Linked DNA regions of Mus musculus: region 2 is linked to region 1. The links are chromatin loops, found by intact Hi-C in ENCODE. Cell type or tissue: gastrocnemius. All regions are shown on one strand. Links, peaks and the distances in the headings refer to the core of each region. The heading gives the core; the rest is flanking DNA.

Region 1 (16,100 bases), core at 8,101-16,100:
CTTATTACGTGTTAATTTCTCTTAAAGATTTATTAATTTTAAGTGTTTGGGTGTTTTGCCTACACATGTCTGTATAACACTTTGCATGTCTGGTGCCCACACAGGCCAGAAGAGGGCACTGGAACCCTGAAACTGGAGTTAATAGAAGAAGGTTGGGCCCTAAAAACTGGATTTGGTTCCTCTAGGATAGCAGTTCTCAACCTGTAGGTCATGACCAGCTGCGGGGGTGGGAGGAGTTTCGCTGGATATAGAGGACATAACATTATATACACACTGGGATCACATATCAAATATCTTGCATATCAGATATTTATATTACAATCATTAACAATAGCAAAATTATAGTTATGAAGTAGCAATTATGTTTGGAGGTTACAACAACATAGGAACTGTATTAAAGGGTCATCAGGACGGTTGAGAACCAGTGCTCTAGAAAACCACCAAATGCTCTTAGCAGCCAAGCCGTCTCTCTAACCTCCAATGTTAAATCCTAAAGAATCTTTGGTTTCTGTGTAGCAGTGATCTGCCTGTGTGTCTCAATGTAAGCAGTGCAAAAACCACCTTGGTTGAATTCTGGGTAGAGTACTGTACTAACAGATAAGAAAATAACCGAAAGTTCTGGAGACATTAATTTCTGGAATTCTAAAACCCAAAACTGGTAACTACTTTTTGCCAAAACAATAAAGCATCCACTTTTTTTTTTTAAAGCAAAGATGTGCAAAGATGTGGCTTAGGGTTACACCTGTATTTCAAGGGCATCCCTCAGCTCCCAACTGAGATCAGGCCATTTATTTATCTATTAATTTATTTATTTTGGTTTTTCGAAACAGGGTTTCTCTGTGTAGCCCTGGCTGTCCTGGAACTCACTCTGTAGACCAGGCTGTTCGGGAACTCATAAATCTGCCTGCCTCTGCCTCCCGAGTGCTGGGATTAAAGGCGTGCGCCACCATTCCCCAGCGATCAGGCCATTTAGTGCTTTCCTGCAGCACCTGGCACTTCTCTCAGACGCACACTCATGATGCACCTCTTTCCAGAATCCACTAACATAACTAGCATTATCTGTTGCCAGTTGGTGGTGGCATGTGCTTTAATTGCAGCAACAGGAGGCAGAGGCAGAGAGGCAGAGGCAGAGGCAGAGGCAGATCTTTGTGAGTTCCTGGCCAGTGTGGTCTTACAGAGCTAGTTCTACACAGCCAAGGCTACACAAAGAAACTTTGTCTTGAAAAACAGAAACAAGCTGCGCGTGGTGGCAAAGGCCTTTAATCCCAGCACTCGGGAGACAGAGGCAGGTAAATTTCTGAGTTCGAGGCCAGCCTGGTCTACAGAGTGAGTTCCAGGACAGCCAGGGCTACACAGAGAAACCTTGTCTCGAAGCAAAAAAAAAAAAAAAAAAAAAAAAAAAAAGGCTGGCAAGATGACAAGAGCGAGCACTGACTGCTCTTCCGAAGGTCCTGAGTTCAAATCCCAGCAACCACATGGTGGCTCACAACCACCTGTAATGGGATCTGATGCCCGCTTCTGATGTGTCTGAAAACAGCTACAGTATACTTTATGTATAATAATAAATAAATCTTTGGGCGGGAGCGAGCAGGACTAAGCAAGCGGGGTTGACCAGAGTTGACCAGAGTAAACCAGAGCGAGCAGAGGTCCTAAAACAATTCAATTCCCAACAATCACATAAAGGCTTACAACCATATGCACAACTACAGTGTACTCACATACATAATAAATAAATTTTAAAAGAAAAAGGAAGGAAGGAAGGAAGGAAGGAAGGAGGGAGGGAGGGAGGGAGGGAGGGAGGGAGGGAGGGAGGGAAGGAAGGAAGGAAGGGAGGGAGGGAAGGAAGTCAAGAAAGTGCCAGGCCTAGTGAGGAGTCTGGGTTAAGATGTCTGCTATCAAAGCTGACTACCCTATTTAAATCCTAGAAACACACGATGGAAGGAAAGGATTAACTCTTCCATGTGTCCTCTGACTACCACATTGCTCCCCAAAACACATATCAATAAATGTAAAAAAGGGTGGAGCGATGGCTCAGTGGTTAAAGAGCACTGACTGCTCTTCCAGAGATCCTGAGTTCAATTCCCAGCAACCACATGGTGGCTCACATCTGTAATGGAGTTTGATGCCCTCTTCTGATGTATCTGAAGAGAGCAATGGTGGTGTACTCATATGCATAAAATAAATAAATAAATCTTAAAAACAACAACAAACAAATGTAAAAGAAAACGAGGCCGGCAAGATGGCTCATCAGATAAAGATCCTTGCTGCCACAGCTGATGGCCTTAATTCAATCCCTGGTACCATGTGACAGACAGAGCGCTGACTTGCACAGCTGCCCCCCACCCCATCTCCACAAGCATGTGCACATGCATGCATACACAAAACAACAGGAAAAATTCAAAGGCTTTCAAAATCAGAGAACAAGAGAATCACTTAATTATTTCCACAGATTTCGTATTAATCTCTCAATATGAGGAAAAGGAAATGCAAGAAGAAATATTTGTTTACATACCTTATAAAGGTGCTGAAAACACACAGGTTCTGGGATGCAGTTGTACAAAGTACCTGGAACTTCTCAGATGCAAGGCTATGAAAAATAAGAGATATAAGTTCATTTTATTAGGATAAAGACAGAATGTAAATGTCCATCCAGACAGGAAAATGTACAGCACTATTTAACTGCATTTGAAATACTATTCAATTACATCCTCAACCTGAGATTCTTTGGCACAATCCTTAACCACGACACAGCTACAACCTTTCAGCACCTTGTGGCCCTAAAGCTTCAGCTGTAATGCAGCCCAGTGCCTCGCGCCGCGATGACCCCGCGCACCAAATTACCTTCCTTGCTACTTCATAACTGTACTCTTACTATGGTCATGAATCATAATGTAATTTTTGTTGTTGTTTTTGTTTTTTCGAGACAGGGTTTCTCTGTATAGCCCTGGCTGTCCTGGAACTCACTCTGTAGACCAGGCTGGCCTTGAACTCAGAAATCCGCCTGCCTCTGCCTCCCGAGTGCTGGGATTAAAGGCGTGCGCCACCACGCCCAGGCATAATGTAAATATTTTGAGACAGGTTTGCCAAAGAGGCCATGACCCACAGGTTGAGAACTGCTGTTTTATGGGTTGTGTTCACTACCCCCCCAACACACACACAATTTTGCAGAATCTACCTATTCCCAGATCTGGATTTTTGTCACTGTTGTTATCAACTTAAAGTTGATTTGGTGCTCAACACCAAACCACTTCCACCACACACACTCATCACAGAGACTCATCACAAGTAGTTGCAAGTACAGATTGCCTTGGTAGCTTCATGAATTCCCAATGAGGATATTTAGTGCCTCTTGCAAAACAGTATAAAGGTCGTTACACCTTTAGAAGCAACACTTTCCTTGGCTGTGGTGGTGAGATGAAGTCAAATATTGAATACACTGGAGCTTCTGCTCAACTTAGTGTTATCAAGGTAAAAACTATTAACATTAGAAAAATTTATCATTTATACCACCATGACCTTCTTCTGTAAAAAGAAAGTAACTTTTAGCTAGGCATGGTGGCACACATCTTTAATCCCAGAAGAGGTGGGAGGATCTCTGAATTTGAGGCCAGCCTGGTCTACAGAGTGAATTCCTGGACCGCCAGGATTACCAAGAGAAACCTTGTCTTGAAACCTTCCCACACACAAAAAAAATATGTATTTATATGTGTCTGCATATGTATGACTATAGTAATATACATGTATATAAATACACACACATGCCTGGCACAGTGGCATACATCTAAAATCTCAGACTCAGGACGATGCAAAGGGAGGTAGATCTCTTGAGTTCCAGGCTAGCTTGGTCCACATTGTGGATTCCAGGTCAGCCAGATCTACAGAGAACCTGTCTCAAAACAACAACAGCAGCAACAAAACAGATACACATCACTCCTCCCCTCCACTGCACAAATACTTAGATACAACCACTCTGCAATGGAAAAACCAATAATAGAAAGACTATTTTTCTGAGCAGCCATTATTGATTTGCCTGTAGTTTTGTGACCCTCCATACAAACTTCCCCCTTCCACATTAGCATGTCCACTGATGTTGTCATGGACTTCTTCACATAATAAAAATGTACATAATCAATCTTACTTTTCAAATACAATAAATGCTGTCTTCTAAAAGTAAGACAGATGCTGGGCAGTGGTGGTGACGCCTTTAATCCCAGCACTTGGGAGGCAGAGGCAGGCACACTTCTGAGTTCGAGGCCAGCCTAGTCTACAAAGTGAGTTCCAGGACAGCCAGGGCTATACAGAGAAACCCTGTTTCGAAAAACCAAAAAAAAGAAAAAAAAAAAAAAAAAAAAAAAAAAGAAAGAAAAAAAGAAAAACTTTACATTTATTTATTTTGTGTGGTGAGAGGAGTCAGAGGACAACTTGGGGAATTTGCATCATATGGGTCTCAGGAATCAAACACAGATTGTCAGGCTCATGTAACAAGTACCTTTACTTGCTGAGATATCTCAACCAGCCTGAAAGCTATGCTTTTCCTTTCTTTTTGGAAACAGAGTCTCTCATAGCCCTGGTTGGCCTAGAAACTCACTACATATACAAGGAAAGTCTTGAACTCCAATTTCTTTGCCTTCCAAGTTTTGGAATTAAAGGAGTGAACCTCCACATTTGACTCCAAAATTTTATTTATATATACACACACACACACACACACACACACACGTGTGTGTATATCCCCATTCATTCATTTGTGTATGTGCACAGTGTGTGTGTGTATATATATATACATATATATATATCCCCATTCATTCATTTGTGTATGTGCAGTGTGTATGTATATATATATATATATATATGTGTGTGTATATATATATATATCTCCCCATTCATTCATTTGTGTATGTGCACACATATACACATGCAAATGTGCAGAAGCAAATGCTACAGTGCATGTAGAGGTCAGAGTATGGAAATAAGAATTGATTCTATGAAATTCCAACATGTGGCTCCTAGGGATGGAACTTCAGGGGTCAGGCTTGGTGGTATAGACATCTTTACCTTACTGAGCCATCTTGTTGGCTCTGTTATACAAATCTTTATTTCTTTTTTTATGTACTAAATTAGTGTTTTCCTGAGATTACATATGGGCACTGCATATATGTCTGGTGCCCTTGGAGGTTATCTCCGTGAGTTGTAGCTATGGATGTTTGTGAGCCGCCATGTGGGTGCCGGGCACTGAGCAGTATGTGCCTTACCCACCGATCAGCTCTCCAGTCCCATTATATAAATCTCCAATCACCTAAGCTAGAAGACTTACAGTGATCGTTGTATCTTACTTCCTAGACTATTTAACATATTATCAAATAGCATTTCCCTTTTTTAAAGTTTTATTTGTTAATATTGAGGTGCTGAAGTCCAATTCAGGGCCTCATACATAATAAGCAAGTGTGCTGGTTAGTTTTATGTCAACTTGACACAATCTAGAGTCATCAAAGAGCAGGAAGATGCTCCCAAAAGAGTCAGCTACAGGCAAGCTTAGACATTTATCGATGAGGAAAGGTACAGTACAGCTCTGGGCTGGTGATCCTGGGTTCTCTAAGAAAGGAGGCCCAGCAAGCCAGTAATCAGCACTCCTCCATGGCCTCTGCATCAGCTCCTGCCTCTAGGTTCCTATCTCGTTTGAGTTCCTGCCTTGGTTTCCCACAATGGACTATGATGTTAAAGCCACACAGACCCTTCTCTCCAAGTTGCTTTTGGTTCCCTTGTTTCATCACAGCAATAGAAACCCTAAGACAGGCCAGACAGGCCCTATTATTTATTCCCTTTTTAATACAGGCTTAACAAAGAAATTAAAATCAGAAAGGCAGCTGTTTGTAAATTGATGGCTTAGAAATAAAAGGAAACAAAGTAAACTCAGACTGGTGAGAGCTCACAGTACAGCCTCGTGAGCTTGAGAAAGAACCTGAGTTCGGATCTGTACCACACTTGTAAACTTGGGCATGGTGGCACCAGTACATCTGTAACCTCAGCACCACAGGAAGATCCCTGAAACTTCCTGGCCAGTATGTCTAGCTCAGTCATGAGCTGCATGTTTAGTGTTTTAAAAAAAAAAGGTGGAAAGCAATGAAGAAAGACACCCAACGTCAATCTAGACTCCACAAGAATGCCCACAAATATGTACGACATAAACTTATACACATACACACAAAGACTTGGAGACAAGAGAAATGGCTCAGTGGCCTCCAACTTAAAATCCTGACCCTTCTCTGCCATCACTTCCCAAGAGCTAGGATTATAGGTGTGCAACAAGTCTGGATCACTTGTTGGGTTTTTTCTGCTGGTTTTGTTTTTTTTTTCTATATCTAGCTGAAGATGGCCTCAACCTTGGAACAATCCTCCTGCCTCTGCCATTCTGAAATCTGGAATAACAGGCATGCAGTAAAACCAGTCAAGTTAGTAAGAGTTTTGATGTTTTCATATGTACAGATATTTTGCCTACATATAGAACTGTGGACCACTTGCATGCTTGGTGCCCAAGGAAGCCAAAAGGTGTCAGATATCCTAGAACTGCAGCTACAGATGATGGGGAGGCACCACAAAAAGCCAGGAATTGTTACACTCACACCTGTAATGCCTGAACCAGGGAAGTAGAGGTGAGAGGAACAAGGTCATTCTTGGCTCTATAGCTAGTTTTAGGTCAGCCCAAGGTCCATGAGACCCTGTCTCTCAAAAAATTTTTTGCAGATCATATTATTACCCAACTTCAAAACAAGACAACAAATCTAACACCTGATAGGTATTCCACCTCAGAACAACCAAAGCCAGGCAAGGCTTGGTGGCTCATGTCTATAACCCTAAGAAGCTAAAACAAGGATTTCCGGGACTTGGGAGGCAGAGGCAAATGGATCTCTGTGAGTTAGAAGCCAGTCTGGTCTACAGGACAAGTTTCCAGACAGACAAGAGAAATGCTGTCTCAAAAATAAAATGAAAACCCCAAAAGAATAAAACAAACAAACAAAACAAAAAACACACAAAAAGAACAAGCCCAAGGAATTTCTCATACTACATGATCTGGCCTCTGCCCATCTCTCTAAACCCATTTTACCTCCCACTCTTTCATTAGCTGCTTGTTCTCCTCTTATCTGCATTTGAAATTTAAGATTCTATTATAAACAAATCTGAATATATTTCCTCTATCTACCCCCCCCCCAGCCAGGGGTGGGGGTTAGGGGTGGGTGATGTCAGATGCTAGTAGTATCCCGCTTGGGAAGTGGGAGCAAACAACTGGGATGAGTTTAAGCTCAACCTAGCTCTATTAGCAAAAACCTTTCTCAAGACATCCCAACCCCTATTCCCAAATCAAGTTCAGTTTGGTATTAACCAAAGCTTAGTTACAACTTAATGGTCCTTTATTTCACACGTCTATCACTTAGAATTAAAAAGGCACAGTCAGAAGAAAAATTTTAAGTACATTCAGATTCATTTGACAGCGCAAACACCAATAATAATAAGCAGCTTTATTGCCTAGCTTGTTTTCAATAACACAGTCTACATAATTATGAATATACAACCCTTCACTTAGAATACTAGAGCACCATAGGTTAAAAATAAGTCTGGGATGGTGGCTCACACCTATATTTCCTGCACTAGAGACTGAAGCAGGGAGCTGGAAAGATGGCTCAGCGGTTAAGAGCACACTGCTCTTCCAGAGGACCTGAGTTCAATTCCCAGCAACCACATGGTGGCTCACAACCATCTGTAATGGGATCCACCACCCTCTTCTGGTGTGTCTGAAGACAGCTACAGTGTACTCACATAAATAAAATAAATAAATCTTGAAAGAGAGAGAGAGAGACTGAAGCAGACAGGATTGCCTCACTTGTGAGGTCAGCCTGGACTACAAAGCTCCAAGCCAGACAGAGCTTGTCTCCAATCAAACAAAAAGTCACCAGAATTAGGGATTTTACAATAATTAATTTCAAATTACTTTCAAAACTTATTGTCACCAATATCTAATGTCACCAAAACACTAACAGTAAGTAAGATGCATACTTAAATATTGTAAGTTTGGTATGGTGGCTCATACCTGCAACCCCTGCAATCCCAGCACTCAGGAGGGCTAAACTAAACTAAGGGAGAACGGCTACAAACTCAAGACCAATCTGGGCCACAGTGTAAGTTTCCAAGCTAACCTCACCTAGAGTGTAACTGCCTCCAAAATAAATAAATAAATAAAACGAACTTGGTTACAGTCAGGCCTCATAGCTGTAAACCCAGTTACTGGGGAGACTGAGGAAGGTTGAAAGCTGCAGGTGAGTTCATAATTACGCCCTGACAATGTAATAAGACTACCTCAAAAGTAAAATCAGGGTTCAGGACGTACTTCAGCAGCAGAGCCCTTGCCTAGGATATGTAATGCCCCGGGTTAAAGCTTCAGGCTGAAAAGTAACCAATCAGTTAAGATAGAGAGAGGCTAATCGTATAGCTACCAATCAAAGTTAGGTTTCATTCCCAGTAACAAAAGACAGATAGGTAACGTACATTCTTAATGCTTTGGTGCAACAATTGAGTTCCACTGGATAGAATTAAGAGGAACATTTTTTTTTTTTGAAGCAGGATTTTGTTATATAGCCTAAGCTGGTCTCAAATCTGAAATCCTCCTAATGCCTGGAGTGTTTCATTACAGGTTTGTCACCTCACCTACTTCCTATTTTTATATTCAACATTTATGCACAATTTGTCATCATTGCTAGTAGCTATGATACAATAGAACTAAGTATGCTGTCTATAAAAACCCTCTGATCTTAAATTAGTCTTTCAATGAAGTTAACTGATCTTTTGGCTCTTTAAGGACAAGTCAAAAGACTAGTTTGGCTTTTCTTACTTGACCTCTTCTTACTACTTCAACCCCACCCATGGACTAAGAAGCGCCTGAAGATCTGTTTTTGTTTTTTATTCCCGAGACAGGGTTTCTCTGTGCAGCCCTCGTTGTCCTGGAACTCACTTTGTAGACCAGGCTGGCCTCGAACTCAGAAATCCGCCTGCTGGGATTAAAGGCGTGTGCCACCACACCCAGCTCTGAAGATCTGTTTTCACTCTTCTAGTAACTTACTTACACCCCTAATAGAGCAAGATGGACTTTTTAAAGGACTATGAAATCACTCCAACAAAACCACTCTCACACATGTACAGACCATGGTCTACTTGATACATGCAAATTCTCACCAATTCCATTTAAAACTGACTCAAAGGAGTCTTGAAAACATTCTAGCTGGACCTCATTACCTTATCTTTGCTAACAGTAAACTCTCAAAACCCGGTCCTTAAGAAAACCAACACACTCAAAGGCAAGGCCTAGCCAGAAAGGAACTACTTACAAAAACATGAAATTTGTTTCCCAAATATGCATAATCTGCATGGTAAAGAACCTGAAGTAACCTGGAAATTCTGATTTTAACTGACAGCACATGGAGAATAACAGAAAAAAAAATAGTTGTAGTCTAACTAGATGTATGACCTTCAAACATTTTAAGTCTCAGCAGGAATGGTGGCACACACCCAGTGATCCCAGCACTGTTCCGGAGGCAGCACTAGGAGCATGTGGAAATTAGAGACCAGCTTTATCTACAAATTAAGTTCCAGGTCTCAGGTCAGACCCAGTGTCTTTTTTTTTTTTTTTAAATTAAGTCTTAGGTCAGTGGTTCTTCTGGTATTATCACACCCACTGTTCTCTCTGCGGAGTAATAAGCCTTTCTCAAGAAAGAGAGAGAGAGACAGACAGACAGACACACACACACACACACACACACACACAGAAGGAAAGAGAAAAAAATTCCCTAAGCTCAGTTCCCACACCTACAAACGGAATTGGTTTGTAAATCCTAAAGTTTTTTTTTTCCTCCCCAGTCTAAAATACTACATCTATTGGGGGTACAATCAGTAGAGTGGATGTTCCTATTCTCCTGTTCAGTAGATTTTTGAGTAGAAGCTATGTAAGTTGAGCACTAGAGTTTGATCCCAAGTTGTAAGGCTGAAATGCAGCTCAGAGATACAGCACCTGTTCACTGTGTCCCAAGCCAACACCAAAGAGGAAAATAAAATAGGAAAAAAACAAGCTCCATATATTTTATGTCCCTAAGAAACGTCACTGCTCCGGAGAAATACTCCAAACAACATCTCAGAGTCTTCAATATTAAGACCTGATCTTGTTTTCTTAGTTTAATAATACGTGAGTCAAATGCTCAAACTAGCCAATGAAAGGTGAAAAAAACATTCCACATGGTACATACACATTTGGGCACGTGACACTAAGTGGCTAAAAATTCTCACCACATACCGCATCCTAAAATATAAGTTTTCCCCTTTCAGACTGGCATGGGGGATGTACATTATACGTGTACTACATATTATACATATATAATGTTATATATAACATGCAAAAAGCACTTATTTCAAAATATACCAGAAGACAAAACCAAATAAATAACTAATAGGTCAAAATTTAGTGATGACTATTAGAAAATACAAGTAGAACCAATTCTGGGGCAAAAAAGAAAAAAAATGGTGTCAAATTTTCCACTATCAGCTACTAAACATGAACTTTTTTTTTTTTAAATCAACTTGCCTGCAAAAAATGCAATTTTACGAAACCGACCTGAAAAGGGGAACCCATCAGTGATTCTTAATTGAAGTAATAACTTTAAGCAGAAATGCATCTATTTTGATGCAACCTCGCCAAATTATTATGTGTTTTTTCGACTGGAAAATACCTTCCCCCATAGAGTCATAACCGCTAAGATTTCAAAACAATCTTTTACTTACACAATCTCCAATAATACGGCACTCAAAACAGAAAATCCACCCAAACCCTCACTGTCTTCACCCGGTATAGAACGGGATTAATAATCCACGTTCAATGCAAAAGGCAAAATGGAGTTGTAAAAGAGTTTCTTGCCTAGTCCAACTCCCGACAGCCACACGCGCTTCGCAGTGGCAGGCTACCCCAGCGCGGTCGCGGACCGGCCGGGAGCCCCCGCCCAGCCCGGCGCAACCCTGAGAGGAAGCGACGAGGAGGGCGGGCGGCTAGGGCTCCACCAGGCCCGGCCGGGCGGGGGAAGGGGGACTGGAGGCGGCGGGGCGCGCTTCCGGGGACTGCGCGGGCGGGGCCGCCGCCTCGGGCGCGGGGCCCCAGGTCAGGGGCCGGGGCGAGGGGCTGCGGGCCGAGAGCAGCAGGTGGGGCGCGACCGCGGGCAGGCGACGGGCCGGAGGCCGGAAAAGTGCTTGCCGATCAGCCGACCAGCCGGGCCCGGAGCCGAGGCGGCTGGAGGGAAATGCTCCTGCTCACCTCAAGGCGAGGACTCCGAGTCCGGCCTCTTCGCGCTGAGGACGCTTGTCCGCGAGTCCGCGAGCTCCGAGCCAAGGACGGGCAGCTCCGTGGGAGACGGCGGGCTATGGAGAGAACCGACGGAGGACCGCGGGCGGCGGGCGGGGAGCGCGAGCGAACGAGGGCGGGCGGTGGCGGGAGGGCGGGGAGCGACGTGCGCGGCCCCGAGCGCCCTGCGGGCTCGAGCTGGCGCCAGTCGCGGCCCCGCGCACGCGCGCACACTCTCAGTTCAGCCACGATTGCTCAAGAACGCATCCACGCCCTGAGAGCTAGACGCTTAACCAATCATGGCAGACGCGTGGAGCATGACGGGAACACCGGGGCTATAAAAGAGCGAGTTGCTATTTTATCCTCACCGAATCACTCATCCTTTAAGCAAGCAGGGTGGGGCTGGGTGCGCCTGCGCGGTTTTAAAAACCCCTCCCCAAACTGCCAACACTTCGCGCAAGCGAAGTAGATCTTCCTTGCCTTGTATTACGCGTGCGCACTGACAGGCCTAACCCCGGAAGACCATACGCTTGCGCAGTAAGAACTACGGTGACAGTACTCCCGGTGGGGCGCTGGCCAGTCATGGCGGAGCCTTGGGCCGGGCAGTTTCTGCAAGCTTTGCCCGCCACGGTGCTCGGAGCGCTGGGCACCCTGGGCAGCGACTTTCTGCGGGAGTGGGAGACACAAGACATGCGAGTGACTCTCTTCAAGCTGCTCCTGCTGTGGTTGGTGTTAAGTCTCCTGGGCATCCAGCTGGCCTGGGGGTTCTACGGGAACACAGTGACCGGGTTGTATCACCGTCCAGGTGAGGCTCCCTACGAACCTCCTTGGCCCGGCTGTCCCTACCACCACCATACTGTACCATTGGGTTCTCCTGTGTCCACATAGACTACCACTGGTCCTCCAGGAGCCTCACTGTACCCAGACTTACAACCCCGTACCATTTTACACCACAAGCCCCTCATGCCCATCATCACGTTGTTAACTGTTTCTCAAAACCCTTCCTGGACAATACCACTAGTCCCTAGTATCCCAGCCTCAATCTCTATTAAACTATACCAGTGGCCCCTGACCTGACCTGGGCTATTGCCTGCTCAGATCCCCACCCTCAGCCTCCTGCAGCTATGGGTGTGTTCCTGCCTCCAGGTCTGGGTGGCCAGAATGGATCCACACCTGATGGCTCCACACATTTCTCTTCATGGTGAGTAAATCTCTGTCTATCCCAACCCCATGCTTGACAGGCAGAGAACTCTCAGCATGTGAGTGCACCAGCTTAGTGGCTGTGCAAGAATCCTTCAAGGCTAATGGTAGAGCTCAGGATTCCAGTTGGGGGTTCCCAGTGGCTTTAGAGCCTCTCATCAGCATGTTCAGTGGGGATGGATGGTGGTGTTACCTTAATTTCAGAAAGGTGATGTGCCAGGTCTATTGAAAACAAATCCCTTGGTTGGGAAGTCTTTCTTTAGGAAGGCAAGAACATCTATTCTAGGCAAGTACTGTACCACTGGAGCTATAACCCCCAGCCTAACAGTCTCTATTCTTAGCATACGACCTCATCAAGTCAACCTCCTAATCTCTAAAAACAACAGCTTACTTATCAGGACATTTCATTCAGCTAATCTCTGAGCTTCTACCACACGGCAGAGGTCACAGTACACCAGAAAACAAGGACAACTCAGACTCTGCCAGGCAGTGGTGGCGCACACCTTTAATCTGAGCACTTGGGAGGCAGAGGCAGGTGGATTTCTGAGTTCGAGGCTAGCCTGGTCTACAGAGTGTGTTCCAGGACAGCCAGGGCTTCACAGAGAAACCCTGTCTCAAAACACCAAAAAAAAAAAAAAAAAAGAAAAGAAAAGAAAAAGAAATAGATAAAACAAGACCCAGTAGCAAGGGGAAATGTAACTTTAGGAGACTAGATCAGGCTGTGATGGTGAACTTGGAGCACAAGGGCAGAAGGAACAGTTGAGGGGCTGATTCAGCAGGACAGTTGCCTGATCTAATTTGCCTTTATAAGCTTCTTCTTATGGCAAGTCGACAAAGGGCTTCAAGAGTGAAAGCAATACATGGATTAGGAAGGTGACCACTGTCTTAGCTAAGCACCATAAGGTAGGAGAATAGTAGACCCAGCAGGGACTACAAGAGATTAGTAAAGAAGTCTAGATTCTACTATAAGCTGTACTGAGCCCAGCTTAGCCAAGAAGGAGCAAAGGAAGAACCAATGTCAGGGACTGTTCCGCGATCGATGAAATAACCTTGCTTCTCTCCATTACTTTCAGGGAGATAGCAGCAAATGAAGCTCTCAAAACGCACAGAGAATAAGGGAAGGCAGCAGCAGAAGGGTCTCCAGAGATATCGCTGGGTCCGCTGGCTCCTATGCTATTTGTTGCTGCTGTCCAGACCCCTTGGACAACTGCAGAGGGCTTGGGGTTGGGGGACTGGAGTACCATGATGCTTCCAGGGTGAGCCTCCACTGCCCTCAGCCTTGCCTCCAACAGCTTCAGGTACTGGGCAGGTGAAGTTTGTCTCTTAACAAAAGGAAAGACTTCTTGTCAAGGGTCATTGCTTAGAAACATTTTGGTTGAGGAGGTCAGTGGTCCCTTTCTCACCTTGGCTTTTTCCTGACTTAGTCATCCCCTTGGGGATGTAATCTTAGAGAAATTGGTCCTTCTAAGAGGAATCTCGAGGTTGGCCAGTTCTGAGATTTAGAAAGAAAGCCAGTTCTCCCATAGACTCTGACTTTCTTGGCTTTGCTTCGTAGGCAAAAAGCCAGCTAATCCTGGCCTGGATTAGGGCACCAAACCTGTCCCTCCCTGGCCAAGCTACAATCTTTTAGGTCTGAGGCAGGCAGAGGAAGTTATCATTTCCCACTGACTTGTTTCTCTGTTCTTTTTGAGGACAAGTTGAATTCCTAAGAGACATCTCACTAAGAGCCTTGGTATTGGCTAGCTCTCCACTGCTGAAGTACCCACAGGCTTTTCTAGTCTGTACTTGCTCCCTCCTAGGGAGGTACTAAGTAGTTAGTGCAATGACTTCACTGTGCCCTGTTACCTTGTCACTTCCCATCTTGACAAGGGCCTAGTCCTGAGAGTCCACCAGCCTCATTTCAGCCTCTAGGAATAGCAGTAAGAGCAAGCCACAAGCCAGATAGCTCTGGGCCCTTCACCATGGGTCAGAAGAGGTTCCAAGGTGGTGGGTAGCCAGTGTCCCCATGAAAACACCACTTCCTCAGAGCACTGTGGTTCCTAAAAGCATTGTGGTCCTGGATCTATCTCCTCTAACAGTTGTACTCCTGTCTCTGCTGGGCTACTAGCTACCTCAGGTGTCCACTGTCTCTTTGTTAGATGTCATATAGCCATCTGGCAGCCATTGCCTACTGAGACTTTTAGCAGGTGTACTATAGGTGAACTGTACTGAGCGCCTCGTGCACGTGCACCTACTCCAGAGATGTCATCTGTGTGGCAAGATGTTCTTCACAGCCTCATGCCCACCCACTGACATCACTACAAGAGTCAAGGTCTCACATTCCACCCCAGGAGCAACTGAAGATGTGGCATATTAAACACAGAAGTGTATCAGTGGTGTGGTTATTCAATCAAGACAAGTGTTGTGTACACATGGGCAACTGGTAAGGGATCTTGGTTGGGTATATTGCCCTTAGGATCCAACATACAGCACTTTGCAGAGGTGACGACGTGGTGCCAACTCACTGCAATGGTGGTGGACAATATCCCCGTTAGCTTTTTTGGGGACTTGGGAGGAGATTGGGGGAGCTGAGCTAGTGTCTCATGTTTTCTAAGTTGACTTTCAATTCAATATATAGCTGGAGATGACCCTGAACTCCCAATACTCTTGTCTCTAACTCAGAAGTACTAGGATTACAGGGATAGACCAGCACACCACTTCTATATTCCTTAGTTCTCATATAGCTGGCCCTTTCCAAGGAAATCCTACTTAGAGCCTGTCTTAGAGGCTAAGAAGACACCCCAGAGGGGCTGGAGAGATGGCTCAGCAGTTAAGAGCACTGACTGCTCTTCCAGAGGACTTGAGTTCAATACCCAGCAACCACATGGTGGCTCACAACCATCTGTAAAGGGGTCTGATGGCCTCTTCTGGTGTGTCATAAGAGAGCAATGGTGTACTCATAGACATAAAATAAATAAATCTTTAAAAAAAAAAAAGACACCCCAGAAATCCAGTGACGAAAGAACAAGGAAGCTAGAGACCATAGCAAGTAAGAAAGAAATTAATTTTATTTTTCAAGAGTTAGTAAAGTATAATTATTCACAACAACTGACCGAGGTCAGCCCAAGTATTAAACCAGCCATGTCTTGCTGCACAGCAGGCTGGGTTGACTAGAGAATGTGGAAGGGTGAGTCCCATGTTTGCTTAGCCATCTCTATGTTTGCACACAGGAACAACTCAGCCAACACCACGTCAGGAGTCATTTCTATCTAAGGAAAGGCAGCAGTATGCAAAGTGGAGAAGGTACCTAAGTCCATACTGCCCACAGTAATAGTTCTTTGAAATTAGAGAAGCCATAGTGAGGTGGGCGGAGGTGTTACCCTCCACACAAAGGCAGGATGACCTTTGTTCCAAAGTCAGCACCAGGCAGATTAAGGTTAGTGGGACTGTGGGCTAAAACAGGACATTAAGTAAGGTGATTTGTCATTTAAAAATTGGGCCCTACGCCTTTAATCCCAGCACTCAGAGGCAGAGGCAGGCAGATTTCTGAGTT
Region 2 (8,000 bases), core at 1-8,000, 110 kb before region 1:
AAGTCGTAGCTGTGAGTTATGAGTTATTTTCTTCGCGATGCTTATTTACATAATGTTTTTCTTGCTTTGTTTCAGGATCACTAAACCATCTAACTGGAATAATAATCAGACTGACTGTTCTCTCAGTGATTCCCAGTTCCTCTTTGGATCTCAGTTCTGTCCTGAAAATTCAGAGACTCTGCTACCGTCCTTGGATGCTGGTGCTTGCTTAAGACACCCAAAACAGACACAACAGAATTCTGTGGATGTGAGTCTCAGTTCCAGCTAGCTAAATTTTTCCTTTTGAGAGAGAATCTTGCTATGTAGGCCAGTCTGGACTCTCCATCTCTGTTTTCAGCCTCCTGATTGTTGGAATTACAGGTTTAGACCACCACCCCAGCTCTGATTTCTGAATTTCTCTGTACATAGTTCATACTTATTATGGATCTAAGCTTTAAAAATGAATTATTCTATTGGAACAAGAACATACTTTAGAATTTTACTCTAAAGATTACTATCCTAAATGGGTTTGTGCTTGATTGATGATATTTTGTTTTGTTTTTGTTTTTGAGTCAAGGTCTCACTATGTAGCCTTGGCTATCCTAGAACTCCGTATGTAGACCAGGCTGGCTTTGAATTTAGAGATCTACTGCCTGTTCCTAAGTATTGGGATTAAAAGGATGCACCACCATGCCTAGTTTATTCATGACTTATTAATTAACCTAGAGATCTGAAATTAAAACAAAACAAAACACACATATATATACAGTTTCTTTTATTGCCAGAACAACATAAAATAGTGTCAATCCCTTGAGCATTACTAGGGAGAGGCAGATATGCATATTTCTTCATGATTGTGAAAATACCTAAGAAGCAATAACTTTTGTAAGATGGATTTATTTGTTTGCTTTTCTATGTAGCTTTGTCTGGCCTGGAACTCATTATGTAGACCAGGCTGGCTTCACACTCACAGATCCATTTGCCTCTGCCTTGAGAACACAGGGGTTCAAGGCATGCACCATCAATCCCACTGCTTCTATAAGATAGGAATAGAAGAGGTTAGAATGATGGCTCAGTGGGACAAGTGCTTGCTGTATAAACTCAAAGACCTGAGTTCAAATCCCTAGAGCTCATCTGAAGCCAAGCATGATGGCACATACCTAACCCTAGAGCTCAGACTAGAAGCTGAGTGGGTGAGACAGGAAACCAGTGGGGGACCAGCTCTTCCTCAAACACACTGGAAGGGCTCACCCACACCTGAGGTTGTCCCCTGACTTCCACATGTGGCATACTCATACTCACACTTATAGACACAAACACAGGACTAAATCAATCAATCAATCAATAAAAATAAGCCCTTTGACTTAAAAGAAATAAAGTGGCACATTTTAGTTTTTCAGCACTGTTGATGGAATCCAGGGCCTACCAGGGCAAGTGTTCTACGAGTGAGCTATAGTCTAGCTCTCTTAATTTTTAAAACATTTATTCTTGGGACTGGAGAGATGGCTCAGTGGCTAACAGTACTGGCTGCTCTTCCAGAGGACCCAGGTTCAGTTCCCAGCACCCACATGGCAGCTCATAGCTGTCTATAACTCCAGTTCTAGAAGATCTGACAAAGACATAGATGCAGGCAAAACACAATAAAAAATACAAATAAAACATTCATTTTTTTTCCACAGTCTCATGTATGTATAATGCACTTTGATTCCCCATTATGTTCTCTTACCTGCTTTCCCTTCTCAGAGCTCCTTCCTCACAACAGGTTTCCCGCTGCTTTTCCATATTGTTTTATAGCCATTATAACTACTTTTCATTGCATCTTTGCTTCTGAGACAGTTTTCATGTTGCCCTGGCTGGCCTCAAAGGCACTGAATAGCCAGGCTAACTGTGTAGCCAAAGATGATTACAGACTTCTTAATTATTAGTAACACTGCATTATTGCATTGCTGTTTATTATTTGTGTCTTTGGGCACAGAGGACATCTTGGTAGAGATAATTTTGTCTTTCTACCCTGTGGATTTCAGGGATACAACGCAGGTTGGCAGGTTTGATGGTAAGCATCTTTACTAACTGCACCATCTCCTAGGTGTGACTTTGAACTGCTGAACCTCCTGGGACTACAGGCTTGTATTATCACAGCTATCTTTTTATGAAAACTAGTTACATTGATTTATTTGTGGGGGGTGAGCACTCACTGTCTTAGTCAGTGTTCTATTGCTGTGAAGAGACACCATGACCAAGGCAACTCTCATAAAAGAAAGCATTTAATTGGGGGCTTGCTTAAGGTTTAGCCTATTATCATCAAGGCAGGGAGAGGCAGGATGTAGGATGGTGTTGGAGCAAGAGCTGAAAGCTACACACTAATTTGTAGGCAGAGAGAGACTTTGCACTTGGCAATGGCTTCTGAAACCTCAAAGCCCACCGTCAGTTACACACTAACTTCAACAAGGCTACGCCTCCCCGCCCTTCCAATCTTTCAGTACCATTTCTTGGTGACAAAGCATTCAATTCACATGAGCCTATGGGGGCTGAAGTCAGAGGTTTCTCCCAGGCTCCAGGAAACAAAGGCAGGCAGGCAGGCAGGCAGGCTTGAGAACAGGTGCCCTCACCTAAGTCAGCTCACCAGCCAATAAAAAAGGGACGATTGCCTGAGCAGTGGTGCTTGCCTTTAATCCCAGTGCCAGGGAGGTAGAGAGAGGTGGATCTCTGTTAGTTCAAGTCAGCCTGCTCTACAAATCAAGTTCTAGGAAATCCAGGGCTGTTACACAGAGTAACCCTGTCTCAAAAATAAAACAAAACAAACAGACAGAAGGATCCTTAAAAATAAAATTAAAAATTATTTTAATTAGCATACAGAGTTTTAGGTGTCATGGCATTATAAAGCAGAATTTGTTTTTGTTGATTGTCCCTCCCACTCCCCTCCTCCATCCTCTAGCCTTCCCTGTCCCCTTCCATCTGCTCCGCGCTTGTCTGACATTCTGGTCACAGCTCTGTCCCACTCCGCTCCTTCCATTCTTTCTTTCTTCGGGTTCCTCTTTTCTTATTTTGTAGAGGGTAACCACACTCACCCCCACAGACACATAGAAACAAGCATTAAACACAGCATTCTGGCTGGGTGGTGCTGCACACATTAATCCCAGCACTGGGGAAGCAGAGGCAGGTGGATATCTCTGAGTTCCAGGCCAGGTAACTCTACAGAGCAAGTTCTAGGACAACCAGGACTATACAAAGACGCCCTGTCTCAAACTCCTGCCAACCCAAAAACTAACAAAAAACAAAACAACAACAACCAAAAAAACCCCTCAGATCTACATGTCAAAGAGAACAAGAGATATTTGTCTTTTTGAGTCAGGATTTTGTTGTTGCTATTTTGCACTTTAAAAAATTTTTAATTTAATTTATTTTTTTTTGAGTCAAGAGTTTTTGTTTGGTTGGTTTTTGAGACAGTTTTACTCTGTAGCCCAGACTGGCCTAGAACTCACTATGTAGCCCAGGCTAGCTTAAACCTCAAGGCCATGCTCCTGCCTCTACCTCCTGAATGCTGGGATTCAAGCTATATACCACCAATACTCATTTACCCCTTTCTGGGTTCTAGAACTACATTTAATATTATATTTAGACTTGCCTATATCAAATGAATAAGGCTAGCCCAGTTCTTGAGGTTAGTAAAGCATTTTATGTATAATCTCAAAAATTGATGCTAGTGGTAGAAGGGAATAAATGCATTTCCTGAGTGTTTAGAGCAGGTTTTTCCATAAGAAACGCAGGAAATACCTCTCCACACCACATGTGCACTGCTTAGGCCGTGTGGAAGTTATCAACAGGTATTGAGTTCAAAGACACTTAAACATAGCAATTTGAGTTAAATATGTTAAAGTGGGACTTTAATAACACAGCTCAGAGGCAGAGTAAATAGTTTTCTTGTTTCCTATGAGGATATTCAGTTGGCCTTGAGTCATTTTATCTGAAAATTTAGTATTTCTGCACTGATAAGGCAGAAACTGTATTAACTTAGACAGATGCTTTATTATAAATATGATTTCCTGGTAAACACAAATAATGGAAAACAACATGCTTTATTTTCAGCCTTATGCTTGGCACTTAAATATGATTCTGCATTTTACAGAGGGAATGGTGTGTGATATTTGGTATTGCTTTTTTTCGTTTCACAGAGTGAACCTAGTATTTTCATAAAATACCAGGCAAAGCCCCAGTTGCTTGGAGGCGATACAAAAGATGAAAGCTTATTTTCTCTTCCTTTGCCAGTTGGGAAATCAAAAGGACTCTCAAAACAGTTTGAGGAGAAAAAACGAAGGGCAACGGACCAATCTGACAGGTACACATATCTTTTAAGAGGATGAGAAAACTCGTGCTTTCCAAAGGAAGCAAAATGTACTATTAATAATCAGATCATTCAATTTTAGTATAATAGCATGCATTTATCAGGGATGTGCAGAGCAAAAAGAAACAGAATCAATAGTATACACACTGTTCACATACACATGGGGGTGGTCAATGATAGACAACCTAATTTATTTTGGAAGTTAGTTGGTTCCATAAATCTTCTGTATGCATGCTAGAGAACCAAGGGCCCAGAGATATACTTGAGCCTGAACAAAGGGGCCATAGAAGGAAGGGGCGAGGTGTTTTGAAGTTTTGAAGTGTGAAGACTCAAGAACTAGGAGCTCAAATGGGCAGAAGAAGCTGGATGTTATAACCCTTCCTTTAGCCTCTGGTCAGGTCATCAGTAGATTGGGTAATCTATGTGGACTTTGATGAAGGGTAACTTGATGTTTTTTTTCTTCTAAGGGTATTATGTAGCACCCCCCACCCCATGTATCAGCAGTAGAGTGCTTACCTAACATGCCAGGACCCTAGGTTTATTCTCTATTTCCACAAAATAAACAAATATTAAATGGAAAAAAGGAGGGCAACATTGCAACAAGCTGGGTGTTGAGGATGCATAGCTGTAATCTCAGTTTTTAGGAGGCAGAGGCAAGAGGCTCAGGAGTTCTTGGCAACAGATCAGCTCTGCCTACAGATCAGTTTGGGTTACTGACACAAACTGGGCTGCACCCTTGCTTTCCTTCACTTTGCCTGGGTGTGTATTAGCTTTATTTCCGCTGCTATCTATGATAAAATAACCTGACAACAGCAACCTGAAACTAGAGAGGTGGGGCACACCTTTAATCCAGTTCCCCAGAGGCAGGGGCAGAGGGGCAGAGGGGCAGAGGGGCAGAGGGGCAGAGGCAGGTGGATCTCTGTGAGTTCAAGGCCAGCCTGGTCTACAGAGCAAATTCGAGGACTGCCAGGGCTGCACAGAAAAATTCTGTCTCAAAAATCAAAAAAAAAAAAAAAAAAAAAACAAGAGGCAGAGGCAAGCGAATTTCTGAGTTCGAGGCCAGCCTGGTCTACAGAGTGAGTTCCAGGACAGCCAGGGCTACACAGAGAAACCCTGTCTTAAACAAACAAACAAACAGCTTGAATAAGGAAGAGTAGTTCTTTTAGCTCAAACTCCAGGTGATAGCCCATCTCTGTAGAGAAGTCAAGACAGCAGGAACTTGAAGCAACTGATAACAGCGCATGTGCTGTTTGAGAGCAGAGAGATGGATACAACACCTGCATGTTCTCTCCCTTTTTCTGCAGTTCAAGACCCACACCTAGGGACAGGGACTGCACCTTTAGACTGAGTCTTCTCGTGTCAATTAATATAATGGAGACAATCACTAAGAAATATACCCACAGGTCAACTTAATCTGGATGATTTCTTATTGAGATTCACTTCTCAGGTGACTTTACATTGTCAGGTTGACAGTTGAAACTAACCATCACTGCATGAGTGTGCCTGTCTATGAAGAGCAGAGTTGCACTTTAGGTGTTTCCCTCAATTATTCTCCACCTTTTTTGGTTTCCACTTAATTTTTGTCTCAGTGAACGTTGACCTCATGAGTTTAGCTTACACTAGCTAATTAGCAAGTACCAAGGATCTTCTGATTCTGGCTTCCCAGCCCTGGAATTACAGACATGCATCCTCATGCCTGGCTTTTATGTACCTGCTGGGGCTCCAAACTCAAGTCCCTTGTTCTTCCAAGGCTAATATTTTATCTACTAAGCTGTCTTCCCACACCCTCTGCCTTGGTCTCTCACTAGGACCTGGGGTTCTCTAATTAGGCTAGTTTAGCTGGCTGTTGGGACTCTGCAATTACAAGACTATACCTAGCTGTGGGTGCCTGGTCTAGAACTCAAGACCTTATGTTTTATAGGAGCCATCTCCCTAGTGTTCACACTCTTGCCTGTTAATTTTTTCTATTATTCTTTTGTTTGTTTGAGGCAGGACCTCACTGTATAACACAGATTGGCTTAAAATTTGTCGTGATCCCTCTGCCGTAGACTCTCAAGTCCTGGAGTCATAGAAATGGGTCACCAGCACCCAGCTAGTAATTACTTTATGCTTTCTTCAATGTGACTTTTGGATTTTAATGTAACCACTATAATTTTTGTCTCTGGAAGTCAAAAAATATATTTTTGAAAAATGCAAAATTCAAGTAATGTTATATTGCTTCTGTCTAAATGTTTTCCTTCCAGATTTTATTTCTCAGATCATCTAGTTTGAGATGTTTCACTGTACAGACAAGGCTGGCTTGCAATTGCCAGAGATTCAACTGCCTCTACTCTGACTTTCCTGGTGCTGGGACAGAAGGCATGAGCTACCATGAACACCTGGATGTGGACAGAATTTCTTTTTCTCTACTCTTCTCTTCTCTTCTCTTCTCTTCTCTTCTCTTCTCTTCTCTTCTCTTCTCTTCTCTTCTCTTTCCTTTTCTTTTCTTTTCTTTTCTTTTCTTTCTCTCTCTCTTTCTTTCTTTCTCTCTCTCTTTTTCTTTCTCTCTCTCTTTTTCTTTCTTTCTTTCTTTCTTTCTTTCTTTCTTTCTTTCTTTCTTTCATTCTTTCGTTCTCAGCACTCATGACAGCTAATAATAACTGTAAACCAGTTGTTTGTTTTGTTTCTTCAAACAGGGTTTCTTTGTGTATCCCTGGCTGTTCTGGTACTCATTCTATAGACCAGGCTAGCCTCAAGAGATCCACCTGCCTCTGCCTCTCAAGTACTGTTCTAAATAATTCCCCTAGAAATAGGGAGCTCTTCCAGAGGACCTGGGTTCAATTTCCAGTACTAACATGGTGGCTTACAATCATTGATATCTTCAGTTCCAGAGGATCTGATGCCCTCTTCTGGACTCTGGGAGCACCAGGCATACACATGGAGTATATACATAGGCAAAACACTCATACACATAAAATAAAACTGTAAGCCAGGCCAGGCATGGTGTCTCACACCTCCCAAAGAGACAGGCAGATCTCTGTGAGTTTGAGGTTAGCCTGGTCTACAAAGAGAGTTCCAGGACAGCTTCCAGGACTGTTACACAGAGAAACCCTGTCTTGAGAAACCAAAGCAAACCAAAACAAACTAAACCAAACCAACCAACCAAACAAACAAACAAAAACAAAGAAAATTTAAAACCAGACATTGTGGCTTTCCCCCCCAAATCCTCTGAATTTAGAAGGCTGAGGCAGGAGCATTGTCAGGAATTGTCTGCATCTGAAGAGATGGCTCAGCAGTTAAGAGTGTTTGCAGCTCCTGCTCGCAAGAAGGGCTCTCCTCTCTAGGGCTCTCTCTCTCTCTCTCTCTCTCTCTCTCTCTCTCACACACACACACACACACACACACACACACACAAATTCTAATTAATATAATCAAAAAGAGTCAGGGACCATTTGCATTTGATAGCTCAGTGGGTGGAAATACTTGCTGACAAGATGACTTGAATCCCCAGAATCTTGATGGCTGAAGAAGAGAGCTGACATCTCACGTTTCGCACAGCCTCTATGAGTGCTGTGCATTGTGCATGAACACACATTATATGTAAATTAAAGTTTTTAGACTAAAAAGTACAAATGTTGTAATTTAAACTATTTTGTGTATTTACACAGTTTTGTTTGCTTGTTTTGAGACACAGTGATAT

Evidence for each region. Peaks named below come from ENCODE experiments on the same cell type or tissue, not always from the same donor. Only the 100,000 strongest peaks of a DNase experiment are listed, where the experiment ranks them.
Region 2: a loop joins it to region 1, with 2.2 times the contacts of the local background. A loop is called at or near these places in 2 of 42 quality-filtered maps.

The regions. Positions count from the first base shown.
Region 1 is chr9:108,301,795-108,317,894 of GRCm38, reverse strand. It overlaps Amt (aminomethyltransferase), which reads right to left. Exons shown (of 9, transcript NM_001013814.2): 9 at 15,593-16,100. It overlaps Tcta (T cell leukemia translocation altered gene), which reads left to right and starts at 11,736. Exons shown (of 3, transcript NM_001311156.1): 1 at 11,736-12,173; 2 at 12,515-12,569; 3 at 13,642-14,940. The coding sequence starts at 11,951. The coding sequence ends at 13,684. It overlaps Rhoa (ras homolog family member A), which reads right to left and starts at 11,735. Exons shown (of 6, transcript NM_016802.5): 1 at 11,342-11,735; 2 at 2,513-2,587. In gastrocnemius, for the core only: no CTCF peak of the experiment used is centred there; DNase peaks (open chromatin) are centred at 11,151, 11,733 and 12,461; H3K4me3 peaks cover 5,664 bases; H3K27ac peaks cover 5,629 bases.
Region 2 is chr9:108,413,637-108,421,636 of GRCm38, reverse strand. It overlaps Iho1 (interactor of HORMAD1 1), which reads left to right. Exons shown (of 8, transcript NM_001135198.2): 3 at 76-247; 4 at 4,152-4,315. Among named protein-coding and RNA genes, the nearest start is that of Iho1, 14 kb to the left of the region's middle. In gastrocnemius, for the core only: no CTCF peak of the experiment used is centred there; no DNase peak of the experiment used is centred there.